Regions from separate parts of the Homo sapiens genome. Here region 2 is linked to region 1. Evidence: chromatin loops called from intact Hi-C (ENCODE). Cell type or tissue: tibial artery. All regions are shown on one strand. Each heading gives the region's core, and the rest is flanking DNA. Links, peaks and the distances in the headings are about the cores only.

Region 1 (8,645 bases), core at 180-8,179:
GAGTTCTAGCAGGAAGCAGAGGGCACACTTAAAGTGTTTAACTTTAGGCTGCTTCAGACAAAAAAAAAGCATTTAAGTGAAAAGAAAGTAATGAAGGAATGATTTAGAGAGGCATGAGAAGGTAAGTGAATGAACATGGGGGCAGGGAACCACCCAAGGATGAACGATAGCAAGGAGCACTTCTCACCCCTAGGCCTGAAGGGGCAAGAGGAGGAAACTGTGCTGCCAGAACCCTGAAAGACCTGGAGCCTTGGAAGAGGAGTCTTTAAATAGGAACTGTGTCCATACAGTGTGGAGCCACTGCCATAATCATGATGCAGAAGAAAGGCAAATAAATATCCCAATCTCTCCATCCTCCTCACTTATATTTCAGGCCAGTGCTTCCCTTCTGGCTGAACCCCCTGGAAGTAAAGAATAAGAAGCCCCATATGATGGTGTCCATAGAGGTCAACCTTCAGGGCACAGAAGACAGTGGGACCAGAAGCCCCAGTAGAAGACTGTGTAGCACAGAGCTGCATGTGAAAGGTGTGGAGAACACCTAGAACCATTTCTGTAGATTTTCTGAAAGTCATATAAGAAGGCAATTATTTTCAATTTAACAGAAGCTTAAGCTTTTGGTAAAATGTCATGAAGAGACAGAGGCAGCTGATAAGAATGTTAAACTGCCATAAAATTTATGGCGTATAGGTCAACATCTATGATCGATTGCTGCAAGGTATTAATTTTTTTTTTTTACAGTGTCTTGCTCTATCACCCAGGTTGGAGTGTAGTGGCATGATCACAGCTCACTGCAGCCTTGATCTCCCAGGCTTAAGCCACCCTCCTACCTCAGCCTCCTGAGTAGCTGGTACTATAGGTGTGTGTCACCATTCCTGGCTAATTTTTTTTTTTTTTAAGAGATGGGGTTTCACTACATTACTCAGGCTGGTCTTCAACACATAGGGTCTAGGGTCAAGTGATCCTCCTGCCCTTGCCTCCCAAAGTGCTGGGATTACAGGTGTGAGCCACTGTGCCTGGCCAACAATTTTATTTTAACCGACAAATATATAGTATCAGTGTCCTGCAGTGTCTTGCAGATAGTATGTGCTCTGTATTAGTGGAATATATAAATTTGTTGAATTAATTAATTTTCAATCATTATGAAATTAACATAGTAGGCCGGGCAGAGTGACTCACACCTATAATCCTAGCACGTTGGGAGGGGAAGGCGGGAGGATCGCTTGAGCCCGAGAACTTGAGACCAGCTTGGGAAACTTGGTGAAACCCCTGCTCTACAAAAAGTACAAAAATTAGCCAGGCATGATGGCATGCACCTGTAGTCCCAGCAACTGGGGACACTGGGGTGGGATGATCACCTGAGTCCAGGAGGTCGAGGCTGCAGTGAGCTGTGATCACACCACTGCACTCCAGCCTGAGCCACAGAGTGAGACCCTGTCTCAAAAAAACAACAACAACAAAAAACAAAACAAAACAAAACAAAAAAAACAAAGGGCCAAAAAGTCTCCTAACAAATCCTTTTTTCTAATCATCAGCTAGATTGCTTATCTTTTGCAATACATTCATCATGTGAGGATTTCGACTCTGAATTAGGAAGAAACTATCTGTGTCATGTATCACAAACTCCTACACACTTTTTATGGAAATTTACTAGTAGACAGACCTCCAAGCTCTGGACTGGATTTATTTCGATCCCAAAAGGCAGCCTACTCTTAGTTTTAGATCTTAACCTCCTCCTTCTGTTTAGTTTAAGACATGGCAGTAGTATATCAATTTTATTATGGTAGCTACAAACAGTTTTGATTTAGTTACAATTTTGAATTACTCAGCTGTCTCAGTCTTTTTTATTTTCACCTTTATTTACTATAACCCTATCTAACTCATGACCGAATTTTTTTTTTTAACAAGGGTCATAAGGACAATGGCCATATTTTTCCTGCAGTGCAATGTGAAAGCATTTTTCTCTTACTCAATTAGCAAGAGCATATCAAATTACATAGAATTGGCAAAACTCAACATGATTTTGTGAAGAGCAAATCCTGCTGAACTAATTTCTTTTTTTTTTTTTAAACCAACTGCAAAACCTGGCAGATGGTATAGCAATGATCACCTCTGCAAAACATCAGCTGTGTCTACTTACTGGTATATACATCATGTGTTTTTAAATGTATTGCAGTGTACAAGTCTGAGGTAGAATCATGAAAGGAATACCTTCTTCTTCCGTCACTGTGTGAACGCTAATCTCAGCAAACAGACATAAATGAGACTGGAATTGGTTATTGAGTATGCCAAGTACACACAGACTGTAGATCATCCCTTGTCTCCAGAGAAGCAGGAAAGTAGAATTCCACCTGGCTTAGAAATAGGTGACCTCGTGCAACCAGGATTTCTCTAAATTGTAAGTAACATAATATCCCTGTACTTCTGCACCAAAGAACCTCCATCTTAACTATACTACAAAAAAAATCTGGCTGCTAAGAGGCAATAGGGAAATTAAAATTCTCCAAAAACATCTATATATTTCAAAAATAATCTTTTGGTAACATCTGATGCTTCCTGATCTTGTGAGAAGCACCATCTACAAGCCTTAGCTGCAATGTCTGTCTAAAATTTTACACAAGGTGTTTTGTCCAATATGAGAACTCTCTATTTAGTTCCTTTTCTTTGTTCATTCAACAAACACACATTATGAGTATTTACTGCATACTAGGCATTGGAGACATGAAGATGAATAAGACATTTCCTTTTGACACATGAACCCTCAGAGACCTTGTAGTCTGCTAAGGAATACAAACTAATTATTCTAAAACAATTCAATCTGTAGTATATGCTATTTGTGGGAGAAACAAGGTTCAATAATGGAAAGTCAAGAAAGTCTCCACAGAAAGATGACTTTTGAGCCAGGCCTTGAGTGATAAGTAAGTGTTTAATGGGGAGTGGAAGTACAGGGAATTTCAGGTGGAAGAACCACCAAAGCAAAGCATCATCAAGGTATAGAAGAGTATATTGTGTCTGAGGAGCCATGAGTAGCTTGACGTGGCTAAAGAAGTTTCCAAATGTGGACAATGGTGAGAAATGAAAGTTAAAGTCATATTAAGAAGAAACCCAAATATCACACTAAAGAACTTGGCCTTTTATCCTATTGGTCGTAGAGTACAACTGAGCTTTAAAAAAAAAAATCAAGGGAATGATATCAGATTTCTCCTTTAGAAGAAATTTCTAGCAGCACTATAGTAGGGGGATTGGAAAGAGGTGAGACTGTAGGCAGAGAAACCAGACAGGAGCTCCTCCTACTAATGTTTTATAGTTTCAACTTCTACTGCTTTTGTTTGTCACAAGTTTAATACTGTCTTTTTTGAACTTTGCTGAGACAGGAGGTTTGAACACTGCCATCAAGTCAGCAACTTGTTCATGTTGCCCTCTATTGGTAGAAAGGAAAAGAAATTACTATCAAGGGCATTATTTCACATTTCATTTGTTGATGGTATTTCGATTTTCCTGAAATAATGTTTGTTATGTTTTGTAACATAAAAAACATATGCTGGCATTATATTACAATTACAGGAATACCTCTGAAATTACACTTCGAGTAGTAAGGGGATAGTGTAGACAGCAACAACCACAGGAGTTCAAAGAGAGAAATGAATATGGTCTAGCCTGGAGACCTCTCTCTAAATTTCACTTACCTCTAATAATATGAATAATCATGTCTTGATTTATCTGCTTAGAATACACATGCAGATATATTTTAAGCAAACAAATTAAGACATCATGATTTTAAGTATAGCCACACCTTGGAGTAGTTTGGTTCTAGACCACTGCAATAAAGCGAATATTGCAATAAAGCAGGAGATACAAATTTTTTGGTTTCCCAGTGCATAAGAAGTTATGTTTATACTATACTGTAGTCTATTAAGTGTGCAGTAGCATTATGTATAAAAAAATATATATACCTGCATTAAAAAATACTCTATTGCTAAAAAATGCTAATGATCATCTGAGCCTTCAATGACCCAAAATTATTTTGCTGGTGGAGGGTCTTATCTTAATGTTGCTGGCTCCTAATCAATCAGAATGGTAGTTATTGAAGGTTAGGGTGGCTGTGGCAATTTCTTCAAATAAGACAGTAATGAAGTGTGCTACATTGATTGGCTCTTCCTTTCACAAAAGAGTTCTTTGTAGCATGAGCTGCTGCTTGATAGCATTGTACCCACAGTAGAACTTCTTTAAAAATTGAGGTCGATCCTCTCAAACCCTGCCATTGCTTTATTCACTAATTTTATGGAATATCCTAAGTTCTTGTCGTCATTTCAACAATGTTCATGGTATCTTCACTTGAGAGTATATTCCATCTCAAGAAACCACTTTCTTTGCTCATCTATCAGAAGTAACTACTCATTCGTTCAAGTTTTATCATGAGATTGCAGCAGTTCAACTACTTCTTCAGGTTCCACTTCTAGTTCTCTTACCATTTCCACCACAGTTACCTCCTCCCCTGAAGTCTTGAACCCCTCAAAGTCAACCATAAGGGTTGGAATAAACTTCTTCCAAACTTCTGTTAATATTAATATTTTGACCTCCTATGAATCGTGGATATTCGAAAAGACATCTAGAATGGTGAACTCTTTCCAGAAGGTATTCAAGGTATTTTTTCCAGAACCATCACAGAAATCACTATCATTGGCAGCTATAGCATATTTCTTAATGTCATATCATGAAATGTATATTTGGGCTTTTTCCCCATTTCCTGGCACACAACTCCTAAAATCCTTGGAATCTCCAAAGTGCTGTCTCTTTGTACGGCTAATATTGAGTAATAGCTTCAGGTTGGGAGTGGTCACTGGAAAGACCAAAGCATGATTAGAGGATAGGGACTTTCAACCCCATCCCCCAACCTCCGGTGAGGGGATAAGGGGACAAAGGTTAATTGAACACCAATGGCCAATGGTTTAATTAATCATGCCTATGTAACGAAACCTCTCTGAAACCCAAAAGAGCAGGATTTGGAGTGCTTCCAGATAGCTGAATATGTGGAGGTTCCTACAGTATGGTGCACTCAGAGAAGACATGGAACCTCCGTGCTCCTTCACCTATACCTCACTGTATACTTCTCTTCATGTGTATCCTTTATAATGTCCTTTATAATAAACCAGTAAATGTATTAATAAATGTTTCCCTGAGTTCGGTGAGCCACTCCAGCAAATCAATTGAACCCAAAGAAGTGGTTGTGGGGACTCCAACTTGAAGACAGTCAGAAGTTCACCAGGCCCAGACTTGTGACTTGTGTCTGAAGCTTGGGGATTAGCCTTGAGGACTGAGCCCTCAACCTGTGGGATCTGATCTGTCTCCAGGTAGTATCAGATTGGTGTTCACTGCTTGTTGGTGGGCAAAAATCCCCACACATTTAGCCACAGAAGCCTTCTGTGTTGATTGTTGTGGTGTGAGAGCAGAGGGAAACAACACTTTGAGACTTTTTCTCCAAACAAATAACAAGATGAAAGTTGAATTATTCCTTGATCTGTGGGCCGCAGAATGGATGTTGTGTTAGCAGGCAGGAAAACATTAATCTCCTTGTATACCTCCAGCAGGGCTCTTAGATGACCAGGTACATTGTCAGTGAGCAATGTTATTTTTATTTATTTACTTATTTATTTTAGATGGAATCTTGCTCTGTTGCCCAAGCTGGAGTGCAATGGTGCAATCTCAGCTCACTGCAACCTCTGCCTCCCTGGTTCAAGCGATTCTCCTGCCTCAGCCTCTCGAGTAGCTGGGATTACAGGCACACGCCACTACGCCATGCTAATTTTTGTATTTTTAGTAGAGATGGGGTTTCACCATGTTGGTCAGGTTGGTCTCGAACTCCTGGCCTCATGATCCACCCGCCTCAGCCTCCCAAAGTGCTGGGATTACAGGCGTGAGCCACTGCACTGGGCCCTAGCAATGTTATTTTGAAAGGAATCTTTTTTTTCCTGAGCAGCAGGTCTCAACAGTGGGCTTATAATATTCGGTAAACCATGCTGTAAACAGATGTGCTGTCAGGTGGACTTTGGTGCTCCTTTAATAGAGCACAGGCAGAGTAGATTTAGTATAATTCTTTCTTTTTTTTAACTAGGCAAAGAACTTTATTAACCTTTGTTTCAAACTTGATTCCCAAGTTTCTTTGGTTTAATTAGCTGCAAAGAATGAACTGTGTATAAGCAAAAACTGAAAAGAGCTGCAGTGTCCAAGGGGCTTGGGCTTAAAAATATTAGAGATCTAGATTTTATCAGATCCATAAACAAAAATTTCTTAAAAAGCAGTCATAATATAAAATAGCAGCTCCCAGTAACTTTAAGTTTTATCTTCAGAAGTTGACTCAATTCAGTTTGCCCCATTCTTGGAAGCCTCTTCAAATTTCTCCACAAGATCTGGAACTTCATCATCATCATCCTCGCCAGTAGCAAGTGGTGCTTTTCCATCCACAGATTGTTGGGCAGAGCTTCATCCAGTCTCCTTAAATTAGTCAGACTGCCTGTACCAAGCTGGTTTAAGATGCTGGGTAGCATTTCTGCCAGCTGCTTTATCTGAGCATGGCCTGTAACGGTGAAAGTGTTCGCTGCCAGAGATGCCTGAACTTTAGGGTTGTTAAAGTGGTTACTGTTCCTTGGTTTGTAAACATATTCACCTCTTCAATACCAGAGATATTGTTTACCCCTAACTTCTTTAAGGAGAATTGAAGTTTTTTATCATCTGCTGCGGCTGCTCTATGAACCACCTTCTTTCTGCAAGCAGTTCTTTCCCACCAATGCGCACTTGTGCCTGCAGTTTGCGAGTTTTTCCTGGTTCATGATTGCTTCTTTCATCTTGTCGGAGTGGATAAGGGGCCACCCGGGGGACTAGGGTTGGTGCTCAGGGGGTCTTGGGTGGACCAGCTGAGATTGGGTGTACACACCAATTTAGCGTAATTCTTAAGGGCCTTATAATTTTTGGAATGCTAAATGAGCATCGGCTTCAAGTTAAAGTCACCATCTGCATTAGCCCCCACCAAGAAAGTCAGTCTGTTCTTTGAAGCTAGGCATTGACTTCTCTCTAGCTTTGAAAGTCCTAGATGGCATCTTCCTCTGATAGAGGGCTATTTTGTATACATTAAAAATCTGTTATTTAGTGTAGCCACCTTGATCAATAATCTTAGCTAGGTCTTCTGGATAATTTGCTGCAGCTTCTGTATTAACACTTGCTGTTCACCTTGCACTTTCATGTTATGGAGACAGCTTCTTCATGAAATTTCATGAACCAACCTCCACTACCTTCCAACTTTTCTTTTGCAGCATGCTTACCTGTCTCAGCTTCACAGAACTGAAGAGAGTTAGGGCCTTGCTAACTTTCTTGCCTTAAGTTAAGGGAATGTTGTGGCTGGTTTGATCTATCCAGACCGCTAAAACTTTCTCCATATTGGCAACAGCCTTTCTCACTTTCTCACATTCTCACTTTCTTATTTGCGTGTTAATTTCTTTCAAGAACATTTCTTAGACTTAGTGCAGTGGCTCATGCCTGTAATCCCAGCACTTTAAGAGGCCAAGGTGGGCACATTGCTTGAGCCCATGAGCTTTTGACCACCCTGAGCAACATGCGGAGACCCAGTCTCTATAAAAAATTTAAAAATTAGCCAGGCATGGTGGCTTACGTCTGTGGTCCTAACTACTTGGGGTAGGCCAAAGTAGGAAGATGGCTTGAGCTCCGGAGGTCAAGGCTACAGTGAGCCATCATCATGCTACTGCATTCCAGCCTAGGTGACGGAGAATACCCTGTCTCAAAAAAAAAAAAAAAAAAAAAAAAAAGAACTTTTCCTTTTCATTCACAACTTGACTGTTTGGCATAAGAGGCTAGCTTTTGGCCTATCTTGGCTTTTAACATGCCTTGAGAAGATGACAACTAACATTAATCTTAGTTGTAAAATTAATCATTCCTGGCTTTTGATTTAAAGTGAGAGACATCCAACTCTTTCTTTCATTTGAATACTCAGAGGCTGTTGTAGGGTTATTAAGTAGATTAATTTTAATATTGTTGTCTCACATGAAGGCCAGAGGAGAGAGACAGAGACGGGATAATAGCTAGTTGGTGGGACAGTCAGAACACACACAACCTTTATTGAGTAAGTTTACCATGTTATATGGATGTGGTTTATGGTGCCCCAAAACAATTAAAATAGTAACATCAGAAATCAGTGATCAAAGCCAGCCATTGTGACATATGCCTATAGTCCCACCTACTCATGAGGCTGAGGCAGAAGGATCACTTGAGGCCAAGAGTTTGAAGCCTTGGCCTCCCAAAGTGCTGCAATTACAGACACAAGTCACCATACCAAGCCTGAAGAGTCTATTACGTATTAAATAACTTAAATGTATTATTATAAACCTTCCCACAAATAAAACCTCAGTCCCACATGGTTTCACTGGTACGTTCTTCCAAACATTTAAGGAAGAAATAACACTAAGCTTACATATATTTTGGAGAAAGAATAATAGTACCCCAAAGATGTACACCTCCTAATCCCTGAAAACTGAATATGTTACTTTTCAAGGGGAAAAAGGCTTTGCAGATGTGACTACATTAAAGATCTTGGGATGGAAAGAGTATCCTGGATTATCCAGGTGGGCTCAGTGCAATCA
Region 2 (8,645 bases), core at 152-8,151, 110 kb before region 1:
TTTTTCACATATATATGTGAAATACTATTGTAGTTTAGCACTTTAGAAACTAAATTGTACAAGCTCTACCGATTATTCCAGGTGTCTTTGGGAATAAAAAAAATTCCTATAGTCTATAATGAATAGAAGAGATAGCTGAGAGGGTATCTTAGAGCAGGAAAAAATTTACAAGGGCAAAGAAATAAGTTAGCAAATATAATACTGGCAAACACACAAAAATTACCAGCCTATTATATGGCTAACCGTCTTTATAACCCCATTATCTAAAATATGATATGAAGTAATTTTTTTCCAATGAGAATTTATAAAGGAAGTCTACAAGAAAAAAAGATTCACCTTACAGAACTTTATATGCCAGCTCAATTTTCTAAAATGTAATTATGAATCCAAGCAATATAGGTATATATATCACTGATTAAAAATAGGCATTTATAAATGGCCAATAAATATATGAAAGATGTGTAATACCTAACTCATAATTTTAAATGTGCACATGAAAATATTTTCTCCTATTGCTTTAAGAAAAATTAAAGCACTAGGTACTATCCAATGTTAATATGGAAAGATAGGTATACTCTCTTAGTGGGACTGAAAATTGATGTGATTTTTAGGTTGGGTGTGGTGACTCACACCTGCAATCCCAGCACTTCAGGAGGCTGAAGAGAGCAGATCACTTGCGGCCAGGAGTTCGAGACCAGTCTGGGCAACATAGTGAGACCCCATCTCTACAAAAAATACAAAAATTCGCTGGGTGTGGTGGTGTGCACCTGTGCTCCCAGCTAGTTGGGAGGCTGAGGCAAGAGGATCACTTGAGCCTGGGAGGATGAGGCTTCAGTGAGCTATGATCTCGCCACTGCATTCCAGCCTGGGAGATGAGTGAGACCCTGTCTCAGAGAAGAAAAAAAAAAAAAAAAAGATAATAGATGGGATTTTTAAAGACTAGTAGAAAAAATCAATTAAATACACACACACACACGTATATATCCTTTGGCCTTGCAATTTCACTGTCAGGAATTTAGCATTCTATGAACATGTTTAAAAATAACCTAAATGGGTGGGGCGCGGTGGCTCATGCCTGTAATCCCAGCACTTTGGGATGCCAAGGTGGGCGGATCATGAGGTCAGGAGATTGAGACCATCCTGACAAGCATGGTGAAAACTGTCTCTACTAAAAATACAAAAAATTAGCCAGGCGTGGTGGCAGGCGCCTGTAGTCCCAGCTACTCGGGAGGCTGAGGCAGGAGAATGGGGTGAACCTGGGAGGCAGAGCTGGCAGTGAGCCGAGATCACGCCACTGCATTCAATTCCTGGGCGACAAAGTGAGACTCCGTCTCAAAAAAAAACCAAAAAAACCTAAATGTCCAGAAATGTGAGATTTATTTAAGTAAATTATGGTAACATTCACACTATGGAATAATAGGTAGTCATTAAAATGAAATACATATACATCTGCTAAAATTGAGACATCTCCAATATAATATTAACTGAAAATGCAAATAGGAATTTTGTATAGCATGATCCCACAGGTATAAATTTGTTAAAGAAATATACTTCTACATACAGATAAATGACAAGAAAATTTTCTAGGAAGATAAACTGTTTATAGTGATTCTTTTTGAATGAGAAAGTAGAAATCATGGTGTGGGGATTAATTTTTGGTTTTATTGCTTAGTTTTTAATTAAAGGTACTATTTTTGTGTTAAATTAAAAAAAAAAAAACCACCACCACAACTATTTTACTTGTTATTGTGTAAGTTCCTTAAGTTTATTCATCTTTTGAAGGGTAAGTATTTGTTGTTCAGTTTGTTTGCTTGTTGTTTACTGTCAAGTATATATTGAACTAATTTAGCAAATATTTGTTAAGTGTCTACTACCTACCAGGCACTATTCTAGATAGTAAAGGCACGGTGGTAATAAAAAGAAAGACGAATTACCTGCTTTCATAAATGAATACAAAATTTAATTTCACTGTGAAAAGTGCTATGAAAAAACTAAAGCAGTGGAACAATAGTGAATAGTTTAAGTCAGGAATAACAACTTTACTGGGGGAAGAAGTCAGAGAAGACCTTCTGCAGGACATATGATATGCTACCCAAATGCTGAGGGAAGCCAGTCATATGTTCCAGGCAGGAGAAGCAAAAAGAAAGTCCCCTTAGGTAGGAACAAATAGAAAAAGGACTATATGACTAGAATTTTCTTATTAAGTGCCATCAATTGTTTAAATATTAGAAAATGTATCTAAGATAAATATATCCAGTGATCCTCTATTTCTAAAAAAAACTATTTCTACTAAAATTTAAAAATACTTACATTTCTTTCTACTTCAATTAATCTGTCTTTAACTTTCAGAAGTTCTCTAGTCGTTTCTTGACTTTCTCGCTCCCATTTGTTGTCTTCACCAGATATTGGAGGAGAGCTCTGTACCATCCTTTCCTCATCTTGTCTCTGTTTGAGAGCTTCATAATTTTTTTTCACCTAAAATTTTATTTAAAATATTTTAATGGGGAGAAAAAAATCACCACAGTTACATTTCTCTCAATTAATTTGACTCTGGGCTGATCTGGTGAATACGAAAGGCAATTTACTTTTAAATGTGATGAATAATATGTATGATTTATGCTTTTTAAAATGTAAATCCTTTCCTCCTAGAAATATAAAACATACTCTACTTATGTGCCAGAGTAATAGTCATGTCAAATCCTATCGTTTGTCGTGCAAATGCCCCTGGATTAACAGTGGATATAGATATGTTGCTAATGACTAACAATTCTTTTTACAGCTATCTATAACCAGGTTAGAAATTTCACAGAGATGCCTACGTAAAGCACAAAGATTTGACACTTTATTAATTTTAAGGATATATCGTATTCAGGATTTTTTAGTTCTGAGTTGGCTCTCTTAAAGTAGATTACAATCACACTAGAAAATCCTGGATAAGATATATCCTTGGATTGCTATTAACTTGCTCATCATACATGACCAAATTTGCCAGATTTAACTTAATAACTCTTTCTCTTCAACTTAAATTTAATATTACTATTCTTATCTTGAATTATTAAACTATCTTGAAGCACTAGTTTACCCTAGGAGATTCTTATAATAAATTTTAAGTTAACCCCAACCTTTGTATTAAGGCAGGGATAGAAATGTTTTATAGTTCAACATCTAATGTACAACTTAAGAAAGCCTATGACTCAACAATTAATATTGCTACCAATGAGTTAGAAAATAATGAGGTGAGACTAAAAAGATGCCAAGATAGAATGTAATGTCAAGTTTCTCAAGAAATCTAAGGGGTACCCTATGATCCTAGTTTCCGGGTTTTGTTTGTTTTGTTTTTACTTTTAACACACTAATAACAATAGATGAGTGGCATCATTTCTAGTCTCTATTTTACATGAATTTCCCATGAGGTCCTTATTCTAGGCTTAGAAAGGCTATAAATATATGCAGTTATTAAGAAAGGGGAGCTGAGAATAAAACTCGAATCCTTTCATTTTATATATTTTTTTGAGACATAGTCTCACTCTGTCACCCAGGCTGGAGTGCAGTGATGCGATCTTGGCACCCTGCAACCTCCGCCACCCAGGTTCAAACCATTCTCCTGCCTCAGTCTCCCGAGTAGCTGGGATTACAGGTGTGTGCCACCATGCCTGGCTAAGTTTTGTATTTTTAGTAGAGACGAGGTTTCACCATGTTGCCCATGCTGGTCTCGAACTCCTGACCTCAAGCTATCCACCCACCTTGGCCTCCCAAAGTGCTGGGATTACAGGCGTTGAGCCACTGCGCCCAGCCGAAGGCTTCTCATTTTAAACCCATTGTTCTTTCAAGTAAGTATTAAAAATGATTACTTTATGTATCATTAATCAAAATCTTTATATTCAGAGTCTAAAGATAAATCACTGTAACAAAGTAATTTAGAGCTAATTAAAAAATTGTCAAAGTTTAATTAAAATTTAAAATATTGTAAATTATGTTATGAATTCAAATTTTCAAGTTCCCAAAGATAATGTCATCTTTAAAAACAGAGTTATAATTTGCATGAAGTTGCTAATGTACAGATTTTAAGTGTAATTCGGTAGTTTTGAGAATGGCAAACACCTATATAACCCATATATCAACATGACAGAACACTTCCATCACTCTAGAAAGATCACTGCACTAAGCAACCACTGTTTTCATTTCTTTCACAAAAATTCTGCTTATACTAAAATTTCACACAAATATGATCACAGTATATATAATCTGTGTGTATGTGTGTGTGTTTCTGAGTATATTTCTAAGCTTTAACCATGTGTTGAGTGCATCAGTAATTTTTTTCTTTTGGTCATTATATCCAGTTTTTATGATGATGAATGAAGTTGTTATAAAAATTCATTTATCTATGTTTTCATTTTCCTTGAGTAAAGAGAAGTAGCATTATCACCTTCTTTTTCTTTTTTTTTTGAGATGGAGTCTCGCTCTGTCGCCCAGGCTGGAGTGCAGTGGTGCAATTTCAGTTCACCACAACCTCCACCTCCTGGGTTCAAGTGATTCTCGTGGCTCAGTCTCCTGAGTAGCTGGGACTACAGGTGTGCGCCACCACGCCCAGCTAATTTTTGTATTTTTAGTAGAGACAGCATTTCACCATGTTGGCCAGGCTCGTCTTGAACTCCTGGCCTCAAGTGATACACCTGCCTCAGCCTCCCAAAGTGCTGGGATTACAGGCAAGAGCTACCATGCCTGGCCATGGGCCAGGACTTTTTGAGATACTGCCATACTGCCTGCTAAATTAGTTATAACACCTTATATTTGCATCAGTATGCATGACAGTTCCAGTTGCTCCCAATTTGCACCAATATTTGATCAATATTTCCATATAAATTTTAGAATCATCTCGTTAATCTGCCTGTTGGGATTTTAATTGGGATTATGTTGAATCAAGAGATCAATCTGGGGAAATCTGCCATTTTAACAATATTGAGTCTTCTAATTCATGAACATGGTTCTTATCTCCATTTACTGAGGTATTTCCTTTGGTGTTTCTAGTACAGAGTTCTTGCACACATTTCCTTAAATTCATCCATAAGTATTTCATAGTATTATAAATGGTGTTTTTTAATTTCATTTTTCAATCTTTCATTGCTAATGTAGAGAAATAAAATAGGTTTTTATATATTGACTTTTATCCTGTGACATTGATTAGTTCACCTTAGCTGTAGAGATTTTTCTGTGAATTCCTCAGGGTTTTCTGTAAATATAGTCATGTCACAGGTGAAGAAAGACATTTTTACTTCTTCCTTTCAAATCTGTATGCCTTTCATTTCTTCTTATCTTAGTATACTGGTTAGGATCACCAGTACAGCATTTAATAGAAACAGTGAGAGCAAAATCTTTGTATTCTTCCTGATTAAAGGGGGAAAGTGATTAGTCTATAGGCTGTTTATAGAAGCCCTTTATCTGGTAGATGAAGTTCTTTCTACTTATTCTCCAATTATTGAGAGATGAGTATTGAACTCTCTTACTGTAATTGTGGATTTTTCTCCATGTAGTTCTACAGATATTTGCTTCATGTATTTTGCAGCTCTGTTACTAGGTGTATCTCTGTTATTAGGTGCATAAACATTTAACCTTGTTATCTTTGTGCTGGAATGACCCCTTTATAATTATGCAATGAACTACTTAGCTCTGATGCTATTTACTGCACTAAAATTTACTTTGTCTAACATTAATATAGCCAATCTAGCAATTTTTTGATGAGTGCTGGAATGATATATCATTTTCCATCAAGATTTCTGATAGGTAGCATATAGATGGGTCTTATCTTTTTGTCTAATTTATTAATCTCTGTCTTTTAACTGGGGTGTTTAGACCTTTTATATCTAATATAGTTATTGCCATACTTTGGTTTAAAACTGCCATCTTACTATTTGTTTTCTATTTGTCCAATCTGTACTTTCTTCCCTGTTTCTTCTTTTTTTTTTTGCCTTTTGGATTTTTTTAAGAGACAGGATCTCCCTATGTTGCCCAGGCTGGTCTCAAACCCCTGCGCTCAAGCGAACTTGCCGACCTCAGCCTTCCAAAGTGCTGGGATTACAGAGATAAGCCACTGTGCCTAGCCTGGATTTATTTTTTTATGAGTCCATTTTATCTCCCTTTTTTGGTCATATTACCTATACCTCTTTGTCATACTAATTTAGTGGTTACTTTAACCCTTATACTATTCGTATTTAACTTTCACAGTCTACCTTAAAGTGAATACCTCTTCACATATAGTATTAAAAGTTTATAACAATATAAATTCAGTTGAATACATAGCAGGAAGCTAGTCCATAACAGTTATGTCCAAATAGCTGAAAGTGGAAGTCAATGATGGCTTTTTTTGAGACAGGGTCTCACTCTGTCACCCAGACTGGAGTGCAGTGGCAGGATGTCAGCTCACTGCAACCTCTACCTCCTGGATTCAAGCGATTCTCCTGCCTCAGCCTCCTGGGTAGCTGGCTGGGATTACAGGTGCCCGCCACCACGCCTGGCTGGCTAATTTTTGTATTTTTAGTAGAGACAGGGTTTCACCATGTCAGCAAGGCTGGTCTTGAACTCCCAACCTAAAAAGATCTGCCTGCCTCGGCCTCCCAAAGTGCTGGGATTACAGGCGTGAGCCACCGCACCCAGCCTAATGATGGCATTTTAAATATCTACTTGAAACACACGTATGCAACTCACACCCAAACCCACTAATTTTCTGGTTGAGTAGCTTCATGAAATTGATTTTATTTGCAACTCAGTGATACTGCTAATGGGGTAAAAAATTCAGGACAACAAGCAGGTTAATGTGTTTTTTTTGTTTTGTTTTGTTTTGTTCTTAATAATCCCTTTAGTTAACCAGACACAGTTCTAAAATTTATTCTCTGGCTCTGAGAATGTCTGGATGAAAAATAAGTAAAACTTATTCTGTAACAATGTATGTTCGATGGCAATGTCTGTGACAAATAGCAGCAATAATGGTGTCAGCAAATAGTGGAAAAAAACTGGAACATTCTATGTTACTAGATAATATTGCTTATTGAAAAAAATGACTATTTAGGAGAACTTTAAAGACCAATAGACAGCCCTATCTCTGAACTTCTCTGAGTACAGCAACTCTCATAATTGATTGGTATGTGCACTGTGGGAATCGTAAATCCATACCTTTGGAGTTGCTGCAAGAGGTAATGACTGCTATGAGTATACGGATTCAAAGCCAGGAAAGCTCCCGCACACACCCAGTGTGAATCTCATCTTATACCAAAACCATCTGGTGGGAAGATGATTCTCAGACAACTACGTGAAGAGGATGGACTGACACTGCCCTGCTATCTATTTGTATTTCTTATAGTGTTCTGAGTACAGCGATTCTAAATGTAGCCTACAGTAATCTTATCAGTCTAAGTGTTTAGTTAACCTTGAGACCACTCCTGGTGGCACTGCAGAGATGATAAAAGGGTGAATAAACCAGAACATGACTCTACCAATCTACCATCTACTAGCCCTGTGGAATGGGAAAGTCCCTTATATTTTGATTTACTTCCTTAGGGAAAATAAACAGTTGCCTCTGCCTTGCTTACTTACTTCACTGAATACTTTCAAATATCACAAGGAAAACAGATCTAGAAAAGACATCAAATTTATGAGATCAGGTGCTGTCTTATATAACACACATATGATTTTCCTCTAACTTGGTATACTCACACTCATATTTTGCTTAGCAGAATTTCCCCTGGATCCTCGATAGGAAAGAGTGACAGAGTGAAATGTCAGTATCACAATGAGAGCTTTTCCCAATAAAATAAGCCTGCCTCTTCCTCATTCCACCCACACACTTCTGATATATCCCTAACAGCAGGCAGGAATATTACACACATGAAATAGCACTGAATAAGCTATACCATATTCATATGACAGAGATCTGTTTAAGAATATTCTCAAGTTTATGAAAAAGGAAGAAATAGACTAAATATCAATAAAATGTTTATATTTTTATTTTCTACTTTATATTTTTCTGTCCAAATATTTATATAATAAATGATCCTTAAAATTCTTTCCAAGAAAATCACTTACTGTTTTAAGTTCTTGGCGCAATTGCTGGTTATAATTCGTGGATTCTTCTAATCGAGCTTCTAAAGCAGCAATTTTTTCTTCTTTTATTTCAAGAGACTTCTTAAGAGTGGATTCTAATTTTGATTCCAAAAGTTTATACCTACTATCCAAGTACAAAGTAATGTAGTTCATTATTGGAGGTCAGAAAATTATTTTTAAAGATAATTTATGACCACAAATATTCATGCCATAAATGGGTCTTATAAAAGCATTTTTGTTAAAGAGGCAAATGAAATTATCCTCTTCTTACTGCCCCATTCTCCCTTTAAAACTAATCCTGGTAATGAAGCAACAAAATCATTGAGTGAACAGAGCTCCGGATTATGGCTTAGATTATCAAAAGCAATAATTAATTCTCAAGGAACCCGGAAGACCAAAGTCCCAAAATATCCTTTTTATTAATGAAGACTCCTTTGTTTTGTTTTGTTTTGTTTTGTTTTGTTTTGTTTTGTTTTGAGATGGAGTTTTGCTCTTGTAGCCCAGGCTGGAGTGCAATGGCATAATCTCGGCTCACCGCAACCTCCGCTTCC

The links. A loop is a pair of places that touch in the nucleus more often than their neighbours do. Peaks named below come from ENCODE experiments on the same cell type or tissue, not always from the same donor. Only the 100,000 strongest peaks of a DNase experiment are listed, where the experiment ranks them.
Region 2: a loop joins it to region 1, with 2.5 times the contacts of the local background. A loop is called at or near these places in 5 of 110 quality-filtered maps.

Annotation. Positions count from the first base shown.
Region 1 is chr2:55,428,792-55,437,436 of GRCh38, forward strand. It overlaps the pseudogene BTF3P5. Among named protein-coding and RNA genes, the nearest start is that of CCDC88A, 13 kb to the left of the region's middle. In tibial artery, for the core only: a CTCF peak has its summit at 3,422 (motif pointing left); no DNase peak of the experiment used is centred there; H3K27ac peaks cover 531 bases.
Region 2 is chr2:55,320,218-55,328,862 of GRCh38, forward strand. It overlaps CCDC88A (coiled-coil domain containing 88A), which reads right to left. Exons shown (of 33, transcript NM_001365480.1): 17 at 8,077-8,218; 18 at 2,311-2,475. All of the region lies in intron 2 of LOC124907768 (a long non-coding RNA gene), which reads left to right. Among named protein-coding and RNA genes, the nearest start is that of MTIF2, 55 kb to the left of the region's middle. In tibial artery, for the core only: no CTCF peak of the experiment used is centred there; no DNase peak of the experiment used is centred there.